2 separate regions of the Mus musculus genome follow, and region 2 is linked to region 1. A link is a contact called in ENCODE Hi-C or POLR2A ChIA-PET data. All regions are on one chromosome and are shown on one strand. Each heading gives the region's core, a stretch centred on a gene start or an enhancer-like site at or near the end of the contact. The rest is flanking DNA. Distances are from core to core; before and after follow the strand shown. Region 1 holds the start of Gnai3 (guanine nucleotide binding protein (G protein), alpha inhibiting 3). Region 2 holds the start of Cyb561d1 (cytochrome b-561 domain containing 1).

What was found. A loop is a pair of places that touch in the nucleus more often than their neighbours do. ChIA-PET counts read pairs that join two places held with the same protein, here RNA polymerase II (POLR2A).
Region 2: POLR2A ChIA-PET joins it to region 1 with 28 read pairs in Patski. The contact joins the promoter of Cyb561d1 here to the promoter of Gnai3 in region 1. A Hi-C loop is called at or near these places in 1 of 37 maps with a recorded cell type or tissue (gastrocnemius). POLR2A ChIA-PET finds 5 or more read pairs at or near these places in 3 of 5 experiments (Patski and embryonic stem cell).

What each region holds. Positions count from the first base shown.
Region 1 is chr3:108,143,635-108,148,529 of GRCm38, reverse strand. It overlaps Gnai3 (guanine nucleotide binding protein (G protein), alpha inhibiting 3), which reads left to right and starts at 2,378. Exons shown (of 9, transcript NM_010306.3): 1 at 2,378-2,642. The coding sequence starts at 2,525. Gpr61 (G protein-coupled receptor 61) reads left to right here. Exons shown (of 3, transcript NM_001305461.1): 3 at 1-209.
Region 2 is chr3:108,197,952-108,202,846 of GRCm38, reverse strand. It overlaps Cyb561d1 (cytochrome b-561 domain containing 1), which reads left to right and starts at 2,013. Exons shown (of 3, transcript NM_001081320.2): 1 at 2,013-2,220; 2 at 2,685-2,722; 3 at 3,132-4,895. The coding sequence starts at 2,073. The coding sequence ends at 3,635. It overlaps Atxn7l2 (ataxin 7-like 2), which reads left to right. Exons shown (of 11, transcript NM_001289545.1): 11 at 474-619. The coding sequence ends at 488.

The DNA of each region.
Region 1 (4,895 bases), core at 1,129-3,628:
ATTTTTGTAGAGCATTTAGGTCTGATAAAGTTATACAGTAAGGAAAAATTATATCTATGGTTCTGACTTTTGAGAATATATTGAAGTTGATGCATAAGAGACTCCATGCAGATGCGGAAAGTGTGGGGAGTGTAAGCAAAACTCTCTAGGGAAGAAAATAATCTACTAAATAAAACTGGGCAAACAGCTTTTTCCCTCTTTGGCTTAGGTACATTTACAGGTTTCTGTCTTCCTATCATTGGTGTTCTTCTAGTCTGGAGCCTATTACACTGAGGAAATCCTTTAGAAAGTAACACACGGCAAATGGGAGTCCTTCCAACTTTAGAGCCCTTCCCTTTCTTTTGAGATAAAGCTCATGCTGAGAGGTCTCCTTCCTAGTACATCATAGGGAAAACTTTCACATACTATTACTCCACCAATCAGCTAGTAGGACCCAGAGACTGCCAGTAGGTGGCAGTGTGAGCCCAGCAGACAGGAAACGTAGACATGTAGGGTGAGAGAGGGATGTGAGAGAGAGAGAGAGAGAGAGAGAGAGAGAGAGAGAGAGAGAGAGTTAAATATTGCTTGGCAGCCATTTTGTTAAGTTTTCCTTTTTTAACTTTGCCCTTCAACCCTTGCTTCACATTAAAAGGAAGTTTTAAGAGCAAGGATATTTCTAAGTCATATTGAAATAAGCCGACACTGAGATCTTATTGCCATTAACTAGCAAGCTGCCATGTTTTCCCTGGCTGTAGGAACAGATCATAAAGGAAGTAAAACTTTCCTAGTATTGTGAAGAGAACTTTCTCCACAACTTTTGCTATGGCCACTGTCCAGGAATTTTCTAGTCACTGAGACGGACTGGTAAAGTTCAATATCCAATCCTTACCTCCTGGAGGCGGTTCCTGGACACAATCTCCCTTACAAGCCGAGGAAGCAACAGGGTGAGATGATCCATCCTGCCAGTTTTGCCAACATCTTGGTATCGAGGTGACTGCCATCCAAAAACCTTAGATGCTCTGTTGTCAGGGGTCTCCCAGCTATACCTTCTAGAGAGGTCTGGTAGAAAGAGGGCGTGAAGTTGAAACTAGACAGATGTACTTACTGTGTGGACGTGGGAAAGCGACTGAATTCCTCTGAGCCCATTTTCTCATTGGCGACAATGGGGATTAATATTACCTACCTCACAGGGTTGTTGTGAGGATTAAGAGATGAGACATGGAAGTGCCTACCTGGCAAAAAGGTACTCAATAATGTTGTGTTTCCCCCTTTCCTCTTGACCCTTTCCCCCCTAGAAGTGATCAGAAAGGAAAAGCAGTTTCTTTTGGAAATGAGTGGGAGACTTTCCAGACTTGGAATTGACAAGCATTATGGGTGACGTGGACGAGGTTAATCTAATTAGATGGTTCTAATTAATTAATTTTCACTATAGACCTTTCTCTTGGGAATTTGTAGCTTAAGTTACCTCCTACTAGAGAAATGTTTTAAATTCCAGGGAAATGTTTCAATGGCTGTAAAAAAATGCCCCTTCTTAAAACGGGTGTTGAGTCATTGTGGGTCTATTTAGTAGGGACTTTAGGATATTCTTCACAGAGCCAATATTCAGGAGATAGTAGAAAGACAACTTTTACCAAACTTCCCCCTTTCTGTGGCTATCACAGAGGAACTCTTGTTAGATTAGAGATTAGCTCGTTTATTTCTGGGTATGGAACTAAGTCCTCAGGTTTACCTGGAAGAAAGGGAAGCGTGGAAATATTATAAATGAATTACACCTAGTTTCATATTCTAATACTTACTACCTATTTTTCACTCTCTATTACTTGATGCGGTCGAGTGATCCTTTGCCAACATAGGAGTGCCAGGCATATGTACAGCTCACAGAAATCCATACGTTGTAGCAGAAGGACTAATATATACTTGGCATAATGGGTGTAGCCAGAGGAATGGGTGAACATCCAGGCTGGGCAGCTCAAGGATCAGACGGAGGGAACTTTGGCTGAAGTGCCCAACACGCGGCTCTGGACAGAGACCTGGGCTCCAAATCACAGATGAAAAGGAAAAAAGGTTTTTTTGTTTGTTTGTTTTCTGGAGAGGGAGGCTTTTCCCAACAGCAATTCCCAGAGGACTGTGAGCTCTCATTTGAGAATCTGATCCTCACCGCCAAACCTCCAGAGCACACCACGTGCTGGAAGTCCCGCTTTTTCTACACTTGGAATCCAAGTCCAGGAGCCGGAGAAGTAAAAGGGTATTAAGGCTGGGAGGTGCGGAGCGAAGGCTCGCCATCACTCCACGGGGACAGTCAGGTACCAGGGAACTTCCGCTCTCCGTACCACCTCCGCCTCCCACTGGCACAGCGCTCTAAGTAGTAACGGCCGCTGGGCGTCGCCGGAAGTGTCGTAAACAGCACACATCCGGTTCTTCCGGGAGCTAGGGGAGCTGACGGAGAAGGCCACCGCCCAGCAGAAGACCCGTCTCCGCCGGTGTGTGGCGATTCCCGCGGTGTGTGTGAGTGAGCCCGGGCCCGGTCCCCTCTCCCGCCGCCGCCATGGGCTGCACGTTGAGCGCCGAGGACAAGGCGGCGGTGGAGCGGAGCAAGATGATCGACCGCAACTTGCGGGAGGACGGGGAGAAAGCGGCCAAAGAAGTGAAGCTGCTGCTGCTCGGTGAGGGGCTGGGGGCGGAGCTGGAGCGCTGGAGCCGGAGAGCCCGGCCCCGGGAGCAGCCGGAGCTGATCGGGGTCTGGCCAAGGCCGGCAGAGAGGACCCCAAAGGGACAAGGAGGGGATGCCCAGCAATGGGGCGGGTACTGGGCTTGGCGACTGAGGCCCCGGAAGGCGTGGGGATTTCAGGTTGGAGAGGGTGTAACCCGGCTGGGATGGTACTTAGTAGAGTTGGGGAGTTTGGAGCCCCGAGACTGTGCTGGGAATCCGGGCACGGCTCTTAAAGGGAGGGACCGAAATTAGGGAGGGTTCACACTGGGCTGGAACGTGTTGAGGAGGATAGTGTATGGTGTCTGGTGGGGCCTGTCTAGGGTTTGTGTGAGTTTGATACTTGATGTCAGGATAAAGCTGGAAGGATTGAATGATTAAATAGCGAAGCTAGTACAGAGAGGGTCACATAAAGAACTTGCTCGCAAGTCTTTTTGTGCTGTTAGTGAGGTGGGTTGTCCAGGAACACCCAGGAGGCGGTTGAAATAAATGACAGGTTCTTAGGTATAAAAGAAAAGACCTTGGGTGCAGAGGCCACTAATACTTTTTTCAACTTTTTTTTAAAATCTCTCTCTCTCTCTTTTTTTTTTTTAAATTCTCTTGAGCTTCCGTGATTCCTTTTTTAAATTAAAGGGCTAGGGATGGTGTGAGCTGAGGAAATTGAAAGAATGCCATTTTTGAGGTTTGGGGTAGAGGACAGTGGGACCATGTGTGTCGGGAATAGTAGAGGATAACATATGGACTGGGGCAGATTTATTGTAGAGATTGTGATCTATTTGGGAGGGGTTGATTTTTTTTTTTAATTGGGTTTTTCAAAATAAAAGTATGTATTGGCTTTCAGACTACAAACACCGTGTTGTCTTATACTCAAGTGGGCTTTTTTATCTCTAGTCAGACATGTTTCAGTCAGGATAATTTCGTTTTAAACTTTGATAGGCCCAGTAAATCATATAAACTTCTCTCGCATTAGCTTACCAGTAAATCCAGCTGTATTCATTATTTATATCTTTGAGGAATCTGTTAGATGAGAATCATTACGAATAAGTCACAGGTTCTGGAAGCAGCAGAGCTTTTTAGATAAATACCGTCCCGAAAGGTCACTTTAGAGCACTAATTTCACTTTGTAGAGCTCCAGAGGACGGACACCACTGCCATAATCTTAGGCTGACTTCGTGCTTTAAGATGGGCTGGCTGCTTGCTTATATATTTTGGAAGCTCTGAGCGGCAGCTTGAATATAAAGAAAACGTTATGCAGTGGAGTTTGAGCTTCCAAAGGATAAGAATTCATAGCATAGCTCTGGACTGCCAGTGCCTGTATAATAGGTATCTTTTTAAAAATATTTTTATTAGGTATTTTCCTCATTTACATTTCCAATGCTATCCCAAAAGTCCCCCATACCCTCCACCCCACTCCCCTACCCACCCACTCCCACTTTTTGGCCCTGGCATTCCCCTCTACTTGGGCATATAAAGTTTGCAAGTCCAATGGGCCTCTCTTTCCAGTGATGGCCGATAATAGGTATCTTTTGTGGATGAACGTGGTTTCTGGTACTTAGCAGGGACTTAAGTATTTACTGTTAACCAATCAGTGTTTTTTTTGTTTTTGTTTTTTTTTTTTAAAGACAAGTTCATGCTGAATGTTAGTTCCTGGGGGCCTTTCAGAGTCTGGTGTAAAACACAACCCTTGTCAGTGTTCTCCCCTAGCCTAATTGCTGTTTTCAGACAGTGTCATTCTGCAGCCTAGTCCGGCCTTCTGTTCTCCATCCTCCTGCAGCTGGCTTCCCAATTGCTGGGATTGCAGCATCTATCAGCACACCAGTGACATTAACATTTTTTGTAAGAATCAAATGTGAAATCAAAGATGCATTCTCATATTCTGGGATTTGATCTATATTGACCACTGGAAAAACTTGGGTAAGCAGAACTATCCAAGTACCTGGAAAAATCTTTACTCAGGGTCTTTAGTTCCTTTAATTAAAAAAAAAAAAATTAAAATTAAATGCAGGATAGCTTACAGAATTTGAAAAGTTTAAGTAAAAGTCAAAATACTGATTTGTTTTTAATATTTACTAGCTTTTTTAAAAAAGGTTTTTTGTTTTGAGACAATATTGGCCTCAAAATTCATGAGATTCTGTAGCTGAGATTGTAGGTATGTACCACACCATGAAACTTTTTTCCCACTCTCAGGATTTTTTATGACGGTATTTTG
Region 2 (4,895 bases), core at 764-3,263, 55 kb before region 1:
CTGGCATTAGGACATTGAAAAGCAAGTCCACAACTTCAGGCCCACCAAGTCATTTCAGATTGCAGCAGGTTCTCCAGGTTCTGGCAAAGCTTGCAGCTAGGTTTATTTACCTTTCCTGTTGAAGCCTGCTTTGCTTTGACCCTGTGACCTCTCTAAGGAGGGACTTCTGGGAGGCTAGGCAGGGTAATATTCTTCTGGGTTAGGCATGGCTCAAGTGCTGCCAGCTCTCCTGGCACCTGTAAGGGAAACCTGATAGTAACTGACAGGCCTGCTTGTGTGTGTACAGGTGTGTGCATGTGTGTTCTCCAGCTTCATTACCCAGTCCTCTGTTAGGCTGCCATTCCTTTTCCCTTACTCGGTTGTATTTATTAGGCCAGCTGAAGGAATCCAAGGGTTAGCCCAGATGTTCAATGGGAAGGATAACAGGTAGGCCCCTAGCCTGACCCTGTCTCTTACCTCTTGTCTCCCTGCAGTCAAAAGCTCATTAACGAGAAAGTGCCTGCCCACTGCAACGGAGCCGCCAGCACCTCCTCCCCTCCAGATCTGGGCCCCAGGCTGCTGCCGCTTTTTATAACTTTATATTATTTTTTTTAAGAAAAAAAAAAAACTCTTTAAAATACCTCAAGACTGTCTCCCTGTTCTGTTGCTGCTAAGAAAATATAAAAACCAGAAACATAGAAAAGGATGGAAACTGATGTAGCCAAATGAGTGAGTGTCCTTACTCTCCGCAGCTCCAACCCGAGAGGCTGGGATGACAGGCAGTGTACACCCCAGCACACACACACTGCACACAGAAACCTGGAGCTGGCATCCCTGGGAATCTTCTCAGAGAGGATGATAAGGCATATGACGCTGAGTGAGCAGGCACCCCAGAGGCTTAAGAGCGACAACTATGGTTCCACTGGGAAAGAACTGAGAGGGAAGGGGTCTCACACCTGACGCCATCCTTGGGTTTTTGTCCTGAGGGTTTGTGGGAGTTAGCTTATGGCCCCTTTCTGGTTTTCTAGCTACTCTGGGCTTCCATCCCTCTACAAATGGCTGTTCTTGCCCTTCCCATGTCTTAAAACCAGCCTTAGTTCCTCAGCCATGCAGAGGTTGAGCTTGGCGATCACTGCTCTAGAAGTGCTGGACAGCTTTTTTTTTTTTTTTTTTTTTAATTATGGTGTCTGTGTGTGGGTATGCGCATGTGATGCCTGCGGAGGCGAGACGTGTGGGATCCCCCTGTAGCTAGTTACAGTCAGCTGTGAGCCCCCTGAGCAAGAGGAATATGCACTCTTAACCACAGAGCCATTTCCCTACCCACTGGACAGCTCATTCTGGTCTCTTCTGTGAGTTTGCCCTGAACGGAGTAAAGCTTCTCCCATATAGAACTCTTTAGGTTGGGTCATACCTTTTTGGAGGTAATAGTGTAGCAGAACTTGGGGTTGTGGAAAGCTCTGGTTCTACTGTGGCGGCAGCAAAGGCTGAAAGTGCCCCATGGATCTGGAATATTTTGAGGGGGCAGCGTGGGAGGGAGGGGATGGGGAGCAACTACGCCTGTAAGCAGGGATGATGAGATTGCTTCTTTTGGTTTTCATACCTGAAGTCATCAGATTAGATCACTAGGTTTTGGCTTTTCATTTATGTTAATACAGGGAGAAATCTTGTCTCTTGAACAAGCCAGAAATGTCTGAGAAGTAAGCAGTCCAGGGAATCCAGTACTTCTAGAAAGCTGCTCAGAACACTGGTTTCATGCTCTTGGGTCAGCGAATCAAGTGTGTGATTTGGGATTTCGCTGGTATCAGTTGCTACCGATGTAATTTTCGCAGACCTCTTGAGATACCCTTATAGACACAAAGATAGAATGAAGGTGGGTTGGGAGCTCGATTAGGTCAGTGGAGGTTTCCGGGAGCCGCCCTTTGGGGCCGAGGCGCTTCCCCCCCACTCTACAGAGGGCGCTGTGGGCACCTCCGCCACACGGCCCCGCAGCTTCCCCGGGGAGGAGCCTCTCCTGTAGCCGCCGCCGCCTCCGCGATAGCAAACCCGGAAGAAGCCTCTGGTAGCTGGATTGTGCCGGCCGGCCTGGCACTGCTATGCATTCCATGGAGGTAGGTCTGGTTCCCGCTCCAGCGAGGGAGCCGAGACTGACCCGCTGGCTGCGGAGAGGCAGTGGGATCTTGGCGCACCTGATAGCTTTGGGCTTCACCATCTTTCTGACTGTGCTGTCCCGGCCCGGAACCAGTGAGTGTGCGAGGCGAGGTGGGGCGGGGCCAAAGAAGGGGCGGAGCCTAGGCGCTGGAGGGGCCGCTTTGGGCGCACTGGGAGACTGGAAACCTGGACCCTCAGCTGAGGAGGGGCGGGTCCGGGAGTGGTTGTAAAAGCGTAGTAGGCGGGTTCCCGGAAGTCCAGGGAGGGTGGGGCTTGAAAAGACAGAACTGATACTTCCTTAGGAGGCCCTACATGGAAAAGCGTTAGAGGGTCCTGGGCAGGCTAAGGTACTCTAGGGACTGGGCTGCAGCAAGTGCAATCCCCAGGCCAAGGGGGTGTAAGGGCCCCTTGACTCCTCCCTTTGTGGTGAGCTCCTGATTCTTGTTTAGGTTTAAGATGATATGCTGACCTTGTGGCCCGGTCTTTGTCATTTACAAACCACGGGACAGTATCAGTGAAGCCCAGCCGTCAGCCTATTCTCTTTGATTCTTACTTAGGTCTTTTCTCCTGGCACCCTGTGTTCATGGCCTTGGCGGTGAGTTCGGATATTCTTAGATTAACTCTTGGGGAGACATTCAGTTTTTCAGCCTAAGGGTCAGAGAGATGGGTTTAAAGAGGGCTTCATCTTTCCCTAAAACCTATAGGATTGGGGAAAGTGGAGTAAAGTGTCAGGTGGCTGAGAAGGTCAGGGAAAGGGGGAACAGAAGATATTTCTCCTCTAGTGCCTAAAAGGAAGACGCAAGAAGGATGTTTATCAAGGCTTTGTCCTCAGAACTCAGTAGAAAGTTCTCAGTAGAATGTTTGCTGTTCTGTGGTCCAGAAAGGATGTGTGTGAGGCTGCAAGTCCTTAGCTTCCCCGTGTCCTTCTGAATGTGTGAGAAGACCTCCTTTTCCTTGCGCTCCATGTAGACTAGAGGCTCACTGGCCTTTCCTTATGATTACAGTTCTGTCTCTGCATGGCTGAAGCTATTCTACTCTTCTCACCTGAGCACTCCCTGTTCTTCTTCTGCTCTCGAAAAACCCGGATTCGACTCCACTGGGCAGGGCAGACCATGGCCATCCTCTGTGCTGTCCTAGGCTTGGGCTTCATCATTTCCAGCAAGATCCGAAGTGAGATGTCCCATTTGGTGTCCTGGCACAGCTGGATAGGAGCCTTGACACTGTTGGCCACTGGAGGACAGGCACTGTGTGGGCTCTGCCTCCTCTGTCCACGAGCAGCCCGGGTCTCAAGGGTGGCTCGCCTCAAGCTCTACCATCTGACGTGTGGCCTGGTTGTCTACCTGATGGCTACAGTAACGGTGCTCTTGGGCATGTACTCAGTGTGGTTCCAGGCCCAGATCAAAGGTACAGCCTGGTACCTGTGCCTGGGACTACCATTGTACCCAGCCCTGGTGATCATGCACCAGATCTCCAGCTCCTACTTGCCAAGGAAGAAGGTGGAGATATGAACGCCTCCAAACTCTGAATCTAGGTGGGAGTCTTGCCTTGGATTTCAACAGTTCCTTGGTGATCTTCACAGGACCCACTTCAGAAGTAGATGAATTTTTGCACTTCATGGCTGAGCCACAATGTGCAGAAACCCTAGCTGCTACTGTTGAGGCATGATACAGTGGGCTCAAAGGGGGAGATGCCCTACTGGGTACAAGTGGAAGGTTTGGGAGAACCTGAAACCTCACTCTTGGTGGGAGACAGAAGTATTAGGTGGTGGTAATGGTGATGGTGATGGTGATGGTGGTGATTTCTTGTGTGCCTGATGAAGAGTTCTCCTAGGTTATGAATGACAGCCACAGATGCTGGGATCCCTATTGAGAAGGCAGTGCTATCGAGAGCCCGTAACCTCTCAGGCAGTGCTGTACAATCAACCTTAGACAAGTTCCATATCTTAGGACCTCAGTTTCTGACATCTGAAGGTCCCTTATCTTTAACATTGGTGTCTGACAGATTGATGTTGCCGATACCCTCTTAGCTCTGGACCATGTGGGCAGCTCAGGATGTAATTCTCTCATCCATTTTCCCTCTACTCCCCTAGAAGGACCCTTCAGAAATTATGTCAACTTGGTTCCTGAACCAAGAAACAAGGGCCACGCACGAACTGTGGAAAGAAGGGACCCAGGGGAGGTCTCCTGGACAATAAGGTAGTAAAGGCACTGAAGTCACTTTAAAGTTCTTCAGAGGAACTGAAGGCAGTAGCCTTACCAAGCCCTTGCCTCCTGGGCTCCTTAGCTGAGCTAAGGACTTCCTTCAGGCTACCTCTGGGTATGCTCCTGCCATTCATTCTCAGGGCAGAGTGGTCCTGGGCATCTTACTTGGCATGTTGCTCCATGGAACTATTCTTAAGCTTTTAGAACAAAATAAAAACCAAGGAGTAGGCCCCTCTTGACCTAAGGAAGACTCTCTCCCTGTTGCCCGTCTTTCCTTGTCGTTTCCTAAGCTTTCCTTAGTTGCTGTCTCCGGCCAGCTGGGCCTAAGAGTAGGATGATGTTGATAACTGTGTTCTTCCCTGCCGATGTACCTCCTTGATCTGAGTTCCCTAGCGCATCCTTGGTTGTGAGGGTTACATGTCAGATTAGTAAGCTGTGGTGTAGGTCAGTCTAGGAGATGGGCTCTCTATAGATCCTAATAAAGACTGAAGACTGCTGAACCAGGGAAGGTATCCACGCAGCTTTCTACCTCGGAGATAGAGCCAATCAAACACTCTGGGAGGGAGG